2 separate regions of the Mus musculus genome follow, and region 1 is linked to region 2. Evidence: chromatin loops called from intact Hi-C (ENCODE). Cell type or tissue: left cerebral cortex. All regions are shown on one strand. Each heading gives the region's core, and the rest is flanking DNA. Links, peaks and the distances in the headings are about the cores only. Region 1 holds the start of Nova1 (NOVA alternative splicing regulator 1). Region 2 has its middle 490 kb from the start of Nova1.

Region 1 (5,381 bases), core at 306-5,305, 490 kb after region 2:
ACTTTTATAAGTGCTGTACTGGCTAGTTTTATGTCCCCTTGACGCAAGCTAGAGTCATCAGAAAGGAGGGTGCCTCAACCGAGAAAATGCCCCCCCCCCCCATAAGATCAGGCTGTCTGGTATTTTTTTAATTAGTGATCAGTGGGAAGGGGACAGCCTATTGTAGGTGGTGCCATCTCTGGACTAGTGGTCCTGGGTCCTATAAGAAAGCAGGCTGAGCAAGCCATGAGAAGTAAGTTTGTAAGCAGCACCTCTCCATGGCCTCTGTATCATCTCCTGCATCCAAGTTCCTGCCCTGTTTGAGTTCCTGTGCTGACTTTCCTCATGAAGAAAGGAGAAATGAAAGTGCAAGCAGATAAACCCTGTCCTCCCCAAAGTTGCTTTGGTTATGGTGTCTCACCACAGCAAAAGAAACCCCATGACAAGCATATAAAACTTAGATGGACCATTTTCACAAGTCAATGACAAATACTTTACAAGCTACTTCAGAAATCTTTTTAAGAAATCTAATTCTAGGCTTTCCTTCCAGTTCAATGCTCCACTCTACCAAATGTCCTGGAATGATTTAAGATATCTAGAGCTCTCTTTGCTTATCATTTGTCCTTTTCAGTGCTTCCAGGCAATCTAATGCCAAATAACAGATCTCCCGAACTTCCACTTAAAAATGTCCTCACATATTCTATACACAACATGGGACACTTTGATTACACACTACCTAGGACCTGACTTTTGTTATCTTGACTATCACATATTTACTCAAAACACTGTTTTTCTTTACTTTAGCTCCATAATTTTATCCAGGTTTGTGTATAAATCCTCTAATTTGGTCATGGAAGCATATTATGGTTTCTTTCTACGTTACATATCAAATCAGAATTTGGGAGTTTGGGTATAAACTATTATTAACGTATGTTAACTTACCTGCTTTCTCTTTCAGCCTTCAGCCCACCTTTATTTAGCTATTTTTCAGTTGAGACAAATGAGTCTTTCACACTTGGGAAGAACCCTGAGCCTAACCCTAATCATTGTTGTCTTCCTCCTTAATAGTCATCCGCCGTTCACCGCTGCAGAAAGCAACCAAAATCCCCATGCTTCCTAGACAGGGAGTCAGGAAAAGGTTTAGATTCTTTTCCATTCCTTCTTTCAATCTATCTGATCGATTTTTCTCCCTCTCTTTGAACCAGATGCAGCACATTCTTTGTTAGAAGCCCACATAATCACACTGGAGTCCCTTTATTGTTAGCTTAGCCATCTTTTAAGTGATGTTCTCCGGTAGGGAGTATAAAGAACGTTTTCATTCTAGAAACCTGGTGAATACGTGCCCGCCTTTGTATGTCTAAGAACATTTACCGTAAATATGACGTCTATGGATCGCGTGAGTCTAGAGAGTCCAACAAGTTGCAATCCTTGTTTTAAGCAGAAAAGAACCTGTCTCTAAATTTCTGCAGTCGGCGTTCAGAATGACATAGTGCCCAGTCTGAAAGATTCGGGGATTGAATTAGTAGTTTACTGGTTATTATTTTTAGGTGAGTTTGGATAAATAGTCTCTTCAAAATGATACAGCGTCGCAAGATGGGACAGTACTACTATAGACTGTACCGAATGCAATGGATAGTATGTAAAGTGGTAAACATTTAATGACTGACATAAGGGCTTTTTCCATGACACACTGTCAGAACAGCTTGATTGGGTTTGAAATCAGTTTTTCAGACTTTGGCTTTTCCACTAACCCGGATTCCTAGCATCAGGACTTAAAATACTAACTTGATGCATGACCTTGAACAAAATACCCTGAGTCACTTTCCTTATCTACAGAAGGACTGGACTAGATAACCTCTAGGGTCTTTTATAATGCTAGCTTAGCCACACTTCCCGCATCCCCCTCCCGCCCCCTCCAGTGTGGAAGGGCTGAGGATCAGGATCCTGAAACCGCCCGAAGCTATGTAAGTCGTGGGTGCCCAGATGCCTTCATCTGTGTTTCGTGCAGTGTGTGAAGCTGCGTACACCCTCAGCTGTTGCCTCTTCAGTTTGCCTCCCGGGTCCCTGTGGAGACCACATATCGCTTTATTTATTTATATCCTGGCTTGCTCCCGAAAGCACATAAGGCGCCAAGACACAGTAAGTCCCCGACAGTGTCACACGGTGCGAGAAAGAAATCCTCTGATGACATCTCCTTTAGAAAACCGCCTCCCAGAGATGCTAATGAATGCCTTTTGCCGAACTCTCCGGGTCCCAGCTGGGTTTCTGGTCTCCTGCCTGAGCCGTCCACCCCTCCCCGCGGTCACTCAGACGCCCTTCCCGGACTAGCCCAAACTGTCACCACCAAGTCCCAGCTGGACCAGGATCCCGCCCGGCTCCCTCGCTCGGCTGTCATTGGCTGCTGCTGCCGTCACTCCCCGCACGGCTCCGCCTCCCCGCCTAGCGCGTTTTGTGGACCCCTGGGTTTCCGCGGCAAGCCGCTGACGTTTGCCTGAGCGGCGTTGCCTGGGCCCCGCGACCTTTCACCCCGCCTCCCCGCGGGAGCGCCCCGGCCCGCTCCGCGCCCCCGCCAAGCCCGCGCGCCCCCGCCAAGCCCGCGCGCGCCCGCCGCCCCGCAGGCGGAGACTCCGGCGCGGAGGCCGGCCCCGCGCGGCGCGTGTGGGAGTCGCGGCCCCTCGCGGCCCCCGCCCGCCGCCCCCCACGCGCGGGAGACACGATGAGCGCGGGCGGGCGGCAGCGGCGCGGAGCAGCGCAGGCGGCACACGCGCCCAGGCAGCGGCGGCGGCGGCAGCAGCGGGAGCGAGCGCCGCGTTAGCCGGGTCCGCCGCTCCGGCCGCCCGCGGCCGCTCCTCCTCCCGCTCATTCACTCGCCCTCCTCCCGGCCGCCCGCGCCTCCTCCGCTCATTCACTCCCGCTCTGCCCGCCGCTTTCTTCTCCTTCTTCACCCTCCGGCTCCCACACCCCCTCCATTCCCGCTCCTAGCCGACACTGCACTGCAGCTGCTCCGCGCCCTGCCCCCTCCCCAGTGAGCACATCAGCCACACTGCTCGCCGCCTCAGACTGCTATTGATCCGATTAAAGAAAAAAAAAAAAAAAAAAAGAAAAAAAAAAAAAAAACCTTAGCAACCCCAAACGAGAAAAAAAAAAAAAAAAGCCAAAACAAAAGGGAGCCGCTTCTCCCGGTGCAGCGGCAGGAACTGCAAGCATGATGGCGGCAGCTCCCATTCAGCAGAACGGGACCCATACGGGGGTTCCCATAGATCTGGACCCGCCGGACTCGCGGAAAAGGCCGCTTGAAGCGCCCCCTGAAGCCGGCAGCACCAAGAGGACCAACACGGGCGGTGGGTATCGCTTCCGCCTCCCGCCCCGTCCCCGCCGCCCTCCCGCGCCGTGGCCGCTGCCGCCGGCCGTCCCGCGCCCCCTCCCCTGCACCTGCCCCGGCCCCGTCTCATCAAGATGGCGACCCGGGGTTCTGAGCCGACCCGCTCGCCCCAGCCGGTGCTGGCCCCGGCGACAGGGTCCGCTCCCAGGGCCGCCCCCCGCGAGAGGTGATGGCCGCCTGAAGATGCGCGCTGCATTTAACAGTCTGATCAAATAAATAAATAAATGGCACTTGGGTAGCGGCTTGCAGATGCTGGGGGCACCGGAGACTTTTGCCTCTGTTCATCCCCTTGCTCTGGGCCACAAGTAGTATGCAAAATCTTGATGAGTGCATGCCCTGAGCGCACTTACATGGTCGGTACAAATATCGCATTGATTTGTCTTCAAGGGTATGCATACGAGGGGGGTGTCTGGTACGGTGACTTGTTAGTTAACATCCTGCGCTTCCTCGGAAGATGAGTTATAACGGGACCGCTATCGCTTCTTCATTTGCACTGGAGTCATCTTAACAATGCATCCAATGCATCGAAGCAGAGGTGAATTTATCTCCAGCATATACATTAGAAATGGATGGGGGTCTTGTGAGTGGCACATCGCAAAAAATTCGGAATACTCGTTCCCAGTAAAGAGCTGGATTTACCGCGAAGTTTCCTATTTAAGACGTGATCAGGTTGACGGAAACTAAAGTTTATGGAGTTGGCTTTATTTTCTGAAACATTTCATTTTTCTTTTTTTTTTTTCACGGCTCATCGAACCTCCCCCCGCCCCCGTCTCCGTTTTATGGTTCTTTTGGAGATGGAGCGTTATCTATTTGGTGACTTTGGAGTGTATTTAGAATAAATAACTCGTAAGCTTTTTAGTATTGGCAAGATTCTTCTTAAGGTCTTTTAATTAATGAGCTTAGCCGAGATCATAGTAGACTTAGAAGTGCCGCGGAAATACATCGGGATTACTTAGATTCTCAGTCCACCACATTGACGCTTTTTTTCCCCTTGGCAGTTTCTCACGGCTTGGAATACTCCCTACAGTTTGGGTGGACTATTTTGCAGGAAGATGGTTGTTTTGTATACTTAAAGTCGGATATAGCCAGTGATTAATTGCAGTCTTTTATGTTTGCTATGACAGACAAATTTAGCGGATCACTACTTACAGTGTTGGATTTTTTTTCATCTTCAGTATGTTAAGTGAAGGTTTGTCATGTTCTAAATCTCTGAAGTTTTGTTAAAGGGTCAGTTTCTTTCATTTTGCCATGGTAACCACAGAATTGGAAGACTTTCATGTTTGGAGTAACAACTGGAATTTACTCCCCAGTCTCTATCGTACTGCAAATTGTTAGAACGTGTGAATCCCGAAAACTGGGGAAGATTTTGTAAATGCTTGTTTTTCAGTGTAATTGGTGGTTTTCATTCCTTAAGCATTTTAAAGTGCTGTTTTCTGCAATTCTACGTCCATTGGTTTAGTTGATGTTTTCTCTCTGGAGGGTGGGTTGGGGATTCAAAGTTTAAAATGATCATGTTAATCAAATGTATTTCTTTACATTTTTCAGAAGACGGCCAGTACTTTCTAAAGGTTCTCATACCTAGTTATGCTGCTGGATCTATAATTGGGAAGGGAGGACAGACAATTGTTCAGTTGCAAAAAGAAACTGGAGCCACTATCAAGCTGTCTAAATCCAAAGATTTTTATCCAGGTAGGTGAAATGGTAAAGAAATTGTTTGACTAATTTCCCAAGGAAAAACACCAAATATCTACATGTGCTGTGTGTTGTCTTAAAAAAAATTTTTTTAAATGATGAAGATCTGAGTGTTACATTAGCATACATTGTGGAATTTCTTTAAGCGTATTTCCATTGTTGTTCATGTTTTTCCCTCCCATTAATTGATATACTGTGTATGTGATTTAGACTAATGGTGAGATAATTCTCTGCATGCTTTGGAATGCTAATTGCTAGCACAAAAACTTAAAAATTAGAGCTAGAACCCTGGACAGTTGGCATAAGGAAATGTGGTTCCTCTGAAGTT
Region 2 (5,381 bases), core at 99-5,098:
GGTCCAGATTAATTGAGACTGCTGGTCCTCATACAGGATCACCCTCCTCCTCAGCTTCTATCAGTCTCTCCCTAATTCAACAACAGGGGTCAGCTATATTTGTCGATTGGTTGGGTGCAAGTATCTGCTTCTGACTCTTTCAGCTGCTTGTTAGGTCTTCTGAAGTGTGGTTGTTCTAGGTCCCTTTTTGTGTGTGCTCCATAGGGTCAGTATGTCTACACATATATGATGCAAACATCATCACTCTTGCAGACCTATCAGAATCATCTCATTGCAGACTTGAGATTATAAAATGGCACAGTAAGAAGAACATTTACTCTGAGAAAAGAATCATAATCAATGTGATTTAGTACCACTTGTTTGTGCTTAAAGAAACTTCATAGCTGTCTAGCAAGAATACTTGCACTAACTCCTATTATATTCCTACAGTCATTATCCTAACTGTCTGTCACTAAGGCCATTTAATATGATGTGGTGGTGGTGCTGGGATGGTTTGGGACCCATAGACACTCTCAGTACTGTAGAATGCACACCCAACAATCATTGTGAATTCCAAACGCTATAAGCATTAAACAACTTAAGGACTATTAGAAACTACAACTAATTTCTGACTATTTATACAAGTGATCCTGACTTTTAAAAATATCAAATGCAGAAACAAATGAACTAAAATACTGACTGCTAAATTATTTCAGCATAGTGCTCTTGCTTTCTTAGGCTTCTCTCTTAGGTGGTGTATTGGCTAGTTTTGTGTCAACTTGACACAGCTGGAGTTATCACAGAGAAAGGAGCTTCAGTTGAGGAAATGCCTCCATGAGATACAACTGTCAGGCATTTTCTCAATTAGTGATCAAGGGGGAAAGGCCCCTTGTGGGTGGGACCATCTCTGGGCTGGTAGTCTTGGTTCTATAAGAGAGCAGGCTGAGCAAGCCAGAGGAGGCAAGCCAGGAAAGAACATGCCTCCATGGCCTCTGCATCGGCTCCTGCTTTCTGACCTGCTTGAGTTCCAGTCCTGACTTCCTTGGTGATGAACAGCAGTATGGAAGTGTAAGCCGAATAAACCCTTTCCTCCCCAACTTGCTTCTTGGTCATGATGTTTGTGCAGGAATAGAAACCCTGACTAAGACAGGTGGCCCGAATTTGAAATGCTGCAGTCATTGAACTGTTCACAATATCATGTTTTAATGTTTATTCTCCATTTAATCTTCTCCAATCTTCTTGAGTATTTGGGGTAGGGATCATTTTACAGAAACATTTGAATTATCTGGCATCACTTTTGAACAACCAAAATAAGAAACAAAAGTTCTTTAAAAAAAAAAAGCAAAACAAAACAAAACAAAGCAGTGGTCTGATTTTCTGAGCATTCAGTGTGGCTGATTGTATGGCACTACTCTGCATTAGCTCTTTAGTTTTCATTAAAACATTATATTGAGTAAGTGAAAATCTCTGCTGTTAATTTAAAATGGTAATGAGGAGCTTAAAATAAAAAGCAGTGCAAAGAGGAATATAAAGGACACTCATGTCAACTTCAATAAAAGACATCTTTATCCTTGCTTGGGCTTTGATGTTACTCTTCTTACAAAGCATAGTAACATTGAAATCCTTATATAATTAAAGAAGACCATTAAAAGAAGTGGATTGACTTTGGAGATGAATTGGCACATGGGTACTTGTTATCAAACTTAAAATATCAGAAGATAAATCTATAAGATACATAATTCTTTCCCCAAAGAGTAGATTTCTGAGTTTTTTCCAAGTGTTGTATTAAGTTGTAAAGAAATAGCTTTGATCAGGAGTATAAAATTCTCAGATGATTTCTTATAGTAATATACTTTTGCTAAATAACAGATGTTTCATTTCATATTGGAATATGGTAACTATAACATAATAAAGCCTAATATAAATATGCTTATCTAAGACTCCACAAGAGGAAGTCAACATATCTAAATATTTCCGAAAGACAGGATAACTGACTACATACACTGTTTGTAAAGGGAATGCAGAATCTTTTTCACACTATGGACAGGAGGTTTTAGGAAATAAGTATTTAATATAAGTCTGTAAAAGGAAGTAACTTTTATCTTATTTGTAAGTTTCATCTGGAAAAATCACTTCAATTGATAAAAGCAATCAAGGGCATGGCGTTGAGGCATACGAGGTGGATCCAAAGCCACAAGAGGGCAGTAGATGGTGTTAAACTAATGAAAGAACTGATGCCTGTGGGCTCACTGGGAGGGAAGGCTTATTGATGAAGAAGGTGTGGTTTACAGGGTGAATATGGGGGTGGGGGGAGGCTAAACAAAAGACAGGGAGAGGAAATAGTGAATAGAGCAAAAGAAGACAGGGAAAGAGAATGGGAAGGAATCCTGGATGGAGAAGAAGGAAAAGAAGGAGTGAGAAGGACAAGATAAATGAAAAGATGCAGAGTTCAGTGATGTGTGTGTGTGTGTGTGTGTGTGTGTGTGTGTGTGTGTGTCTGTGGGGGCTGGTGTGCAAGGCAGCATTGTAAGTGTATGTGAACCCTTGTAGTTCTGTTTCTGTGTGTTTGTCAATGCTAAATTGTCCTTATGCTTAGTGTTAAACATAGTATTTCCTAGTTATGTCAAATATATCAGTAAAATTTCTAAAGACTGGTAATCCTCCTCTTCACAAAAGAATTTTTATCTTAAGTTTGTTTTTTTTTCCACATATTATTTCTCTTCTCCTAAGTAACTGGGCCACCATCAAAGCCTTGTGCTTTGTCTTTATAGGCCTAATCTAGAGTCAGAAAGTTCATATTTCTAAATTTTGTTAAATCTTTTCCATAATTTTCAAGCATTTCTTGTCAAAGGTTTTGCTTTTCTGCTGTGTCAGGGAAACCATGGAGGACAAAGTGTTTGTATATTTGCCCAAAGATCCTTCCAGAAAGCTAAAGAATATTTACTCTTCTGTGTCCTCCTATAATGATTCCAATGGTAAATCACCATATTTCTTTTCTCTTCTTTATTTTTAAATTCAATAACACTGAATTGAGTTAAGATCAGAGTTTTATTTAAACAGGTATTTAGCAGTGCATCAGCGAAAAGGAGATTATCTTCAGAGGAAGGACCTTTAATTTCTTAACATATCATAAAACAACCTCATTCCCAACTTGTTAAAAACAGTATTTGGAAGAAACTGAAGACATATGATTAGTGTGCAAGTGTAGAATTGGAGTTGTGGGTCAAGCTTTCTGTCTCCTTTCCCAATTGCACCAAACACAAAATATTGCATTGTAACTGTAATGTGGAATAGTAAATATCTGCCAGGTCTCAGTGATAAAGACTGAAGTGTGCAAAAAAGTAGAAAGAAACGTTGTCCTAGTTACATTTGCCCATCTACAATGACAATAATAATGATATGGAATGACATTCATTTTGAATATATTCAATGAAAACTGCTTCCTGGACCCATCATTTATAAAACTAGATTGGTGTTTCTGACAAGTATGTTTTCTCTATTGTTTGCACCGGTTTCCTAGCAAGTATTTTCTGTGTGAACAAGAAAGCAATCAAAAGTTGGACCTCAAGTGGTAGAAAAGATTTCATAAAGAAACTATATAATACATGAAGCTATAGATAGCTCATAGATCACTCGAAGGTGAATGCAACTCTTTGTTCCCGGCAGAACACTTGGTAACTTAGAAGGACGTAATGAACACGTATTATACACCAGGTATTCTTCCTAAGTGCTCTGGATGCATGGCTCATTTCAGTCTTAAAGCAACCCTATAATTTGGCTTTATTGTTACCATATCAATTTTAGAGTTGAAGAAAATAATATGGGGAAAGTCGAGTCATTCTTCTGAGACCATACAACAAGAATAAGCAGTCTTACCAGAAAAATAACCTTTTTATAAATGCTGATATTCTAGCTGGTATCCTAGCCGGGGAAGCACCAAGAAAACACAGAAGCAATTCGCTGGTAGCAAATTAGACCCATACATTTTTTTTTTTAATGCAGCAGAGGCTAGGAAGCTAGGCAAAACCGAGAATGTACTAGGAGAGAAAGAATATGAGTGGTTGTAGGACCAGAAGAGAACTGTGGCTACACAGGAGGGTTGCGCTTACATGTATCCCATTAAAGGTTGAGACATTTCTTCAAAAGCTGCTGTGCTAATTTCTGAATGTGTGCTTGATATTTAGTGTTATTTTAATAGTCAATATTTATTTATACTCTTGTTATGTTTATAGGCTAAAATCATTAACATCATGGAATGAAAATCAGTCTAAAAATCAAAATAATTCGAGTCAAGAGAAAGGTTCTCATTCTATGGAGGTGGATCAAGGTATCCCATTCCTCTTTGCTTTTCTAAATAACCCCATATTCACAATGTAATATATCTTATGTTACTCCTCTAAGTTTTACTCCATCCTCTTACTGTAAGCTCCACCCTAAGAGACATTGAGAAGTTGTCATCACACAGTGACTCTTTAAGATGGTTGTTCTAGACAATTGTTTCCATCATTCAGTTTCTAGCCCATTTAGTTGATACAGTGTTGATGATTTCTTCATAGTGGCAATAATGTTGTTTTCCTTTGGCCTTTAGGTGAATAAGGTCACCTTGTTCCAAACTATCATAACCCCAAATTTCATAGTCAACATTTGCTTGTGCTTTAAAGTGGTATTCCTCATTTAGAGAATGAAGTGGTATTCCTCATTTAGAGAATGAATCTAAACTAGTAGTTATGCATGCAATAAATGGCTGTGTGTGTGTGTGTGTGTGTGTGTGTGACACACAGAGAGAGAAGAGAGAGAGAGAGAGAGAGAGAGAGAGAGCAAGAGAGGCACAGGCAGCCTCTGCTCTGCTTACTTACTGCTCTTATCTTGTACTTTAGACTGTTATCAATCTGTGCTGTTAATCACATAATAACCTATTTCCTATCTTTCAATCTTTCTCAACTCTAATCTGTCTTCCAGAAAGCTATCAAAGAAATCTCCCTAAGTATGACTCTGATCACATTGCTTCTCTCCTCTAAAACCTTCCATGGTGACCATATATTACCAAACTTGATGTGAACATGTGGCACTGTGATTAGGGTTGTCTGGAGTATGGCACAAAGAGCGCATGTACAACAGAAGCAAAATGGAAGGCTAGAAATCTTGAGCTACACTGGAAATAATTGCGTTCCCATTTTCTTCTTCCTCTACTGCATGTACTCATGAACAACACGAATTCCAACACTGGCTATTAAGACAATAGACCATGTCTTTAATCAGTTGGCTACATGCCCTTCTTCTGCCTAATGTGTTCTTCTTGAAAAATGTCTGACTCAAACTGGCCAATTATTAATGCTAAAGTTAGCAGCTAAAATTATTTTCGGTTCACAAAGTTTTTTATGAACGATACATCACACCTTCAC

The links. Hi-C counts contacts between places; a loop is a spot of excess contacts. Peaks named below come from ENCODE experiments on the same cell type or tissue, not always from the same donor. Only the 100,000 strongest peaks of a DNase experiment are listed, where the experiment ranks them.
Region 1: it touches region 2 in a loop (19-fold over the local background); 3 of 42 quality-filtered maps call a loop at or near these places.

The regions. Positions count from the first base shown.
Region 1 is chr12:46,816,555-46,821,935 of GRCm38, reverse strand. Nova1 (NOVA alternative splicing regulator 1) reads left to right here and starts at 3,169. Exons shown (of 5, transcript NM_021361.2): 1 at 3,169-3,320; 2 at 4,907-5,050. The coding sequence starts at 3,185. In left cerebral cortex, for the core only: a CTCF peak has its summit at 3,225; DNase peaks (open chromatin) are centred at 2,909, 3,204, 3,584, 4,475 and 1 more place; H3K4me3 peaks cover 3,539 bases; H3K27ac peaks cover 2,133 bases.
Region 2 is chr12:47,310,437-47,315,817 of GRCm38, reverse strand. No RefSeq gene overlaps it. Among named protein-coding and RNA genes, the nearest start is that of Nova1, 490 kb to the right of the region's middle. In left cerebral cortex, for the core only: a CTCF peak has its summit at 2,157 (motif pointing right); a DNase peak (open chromatin) is centred at 2,195.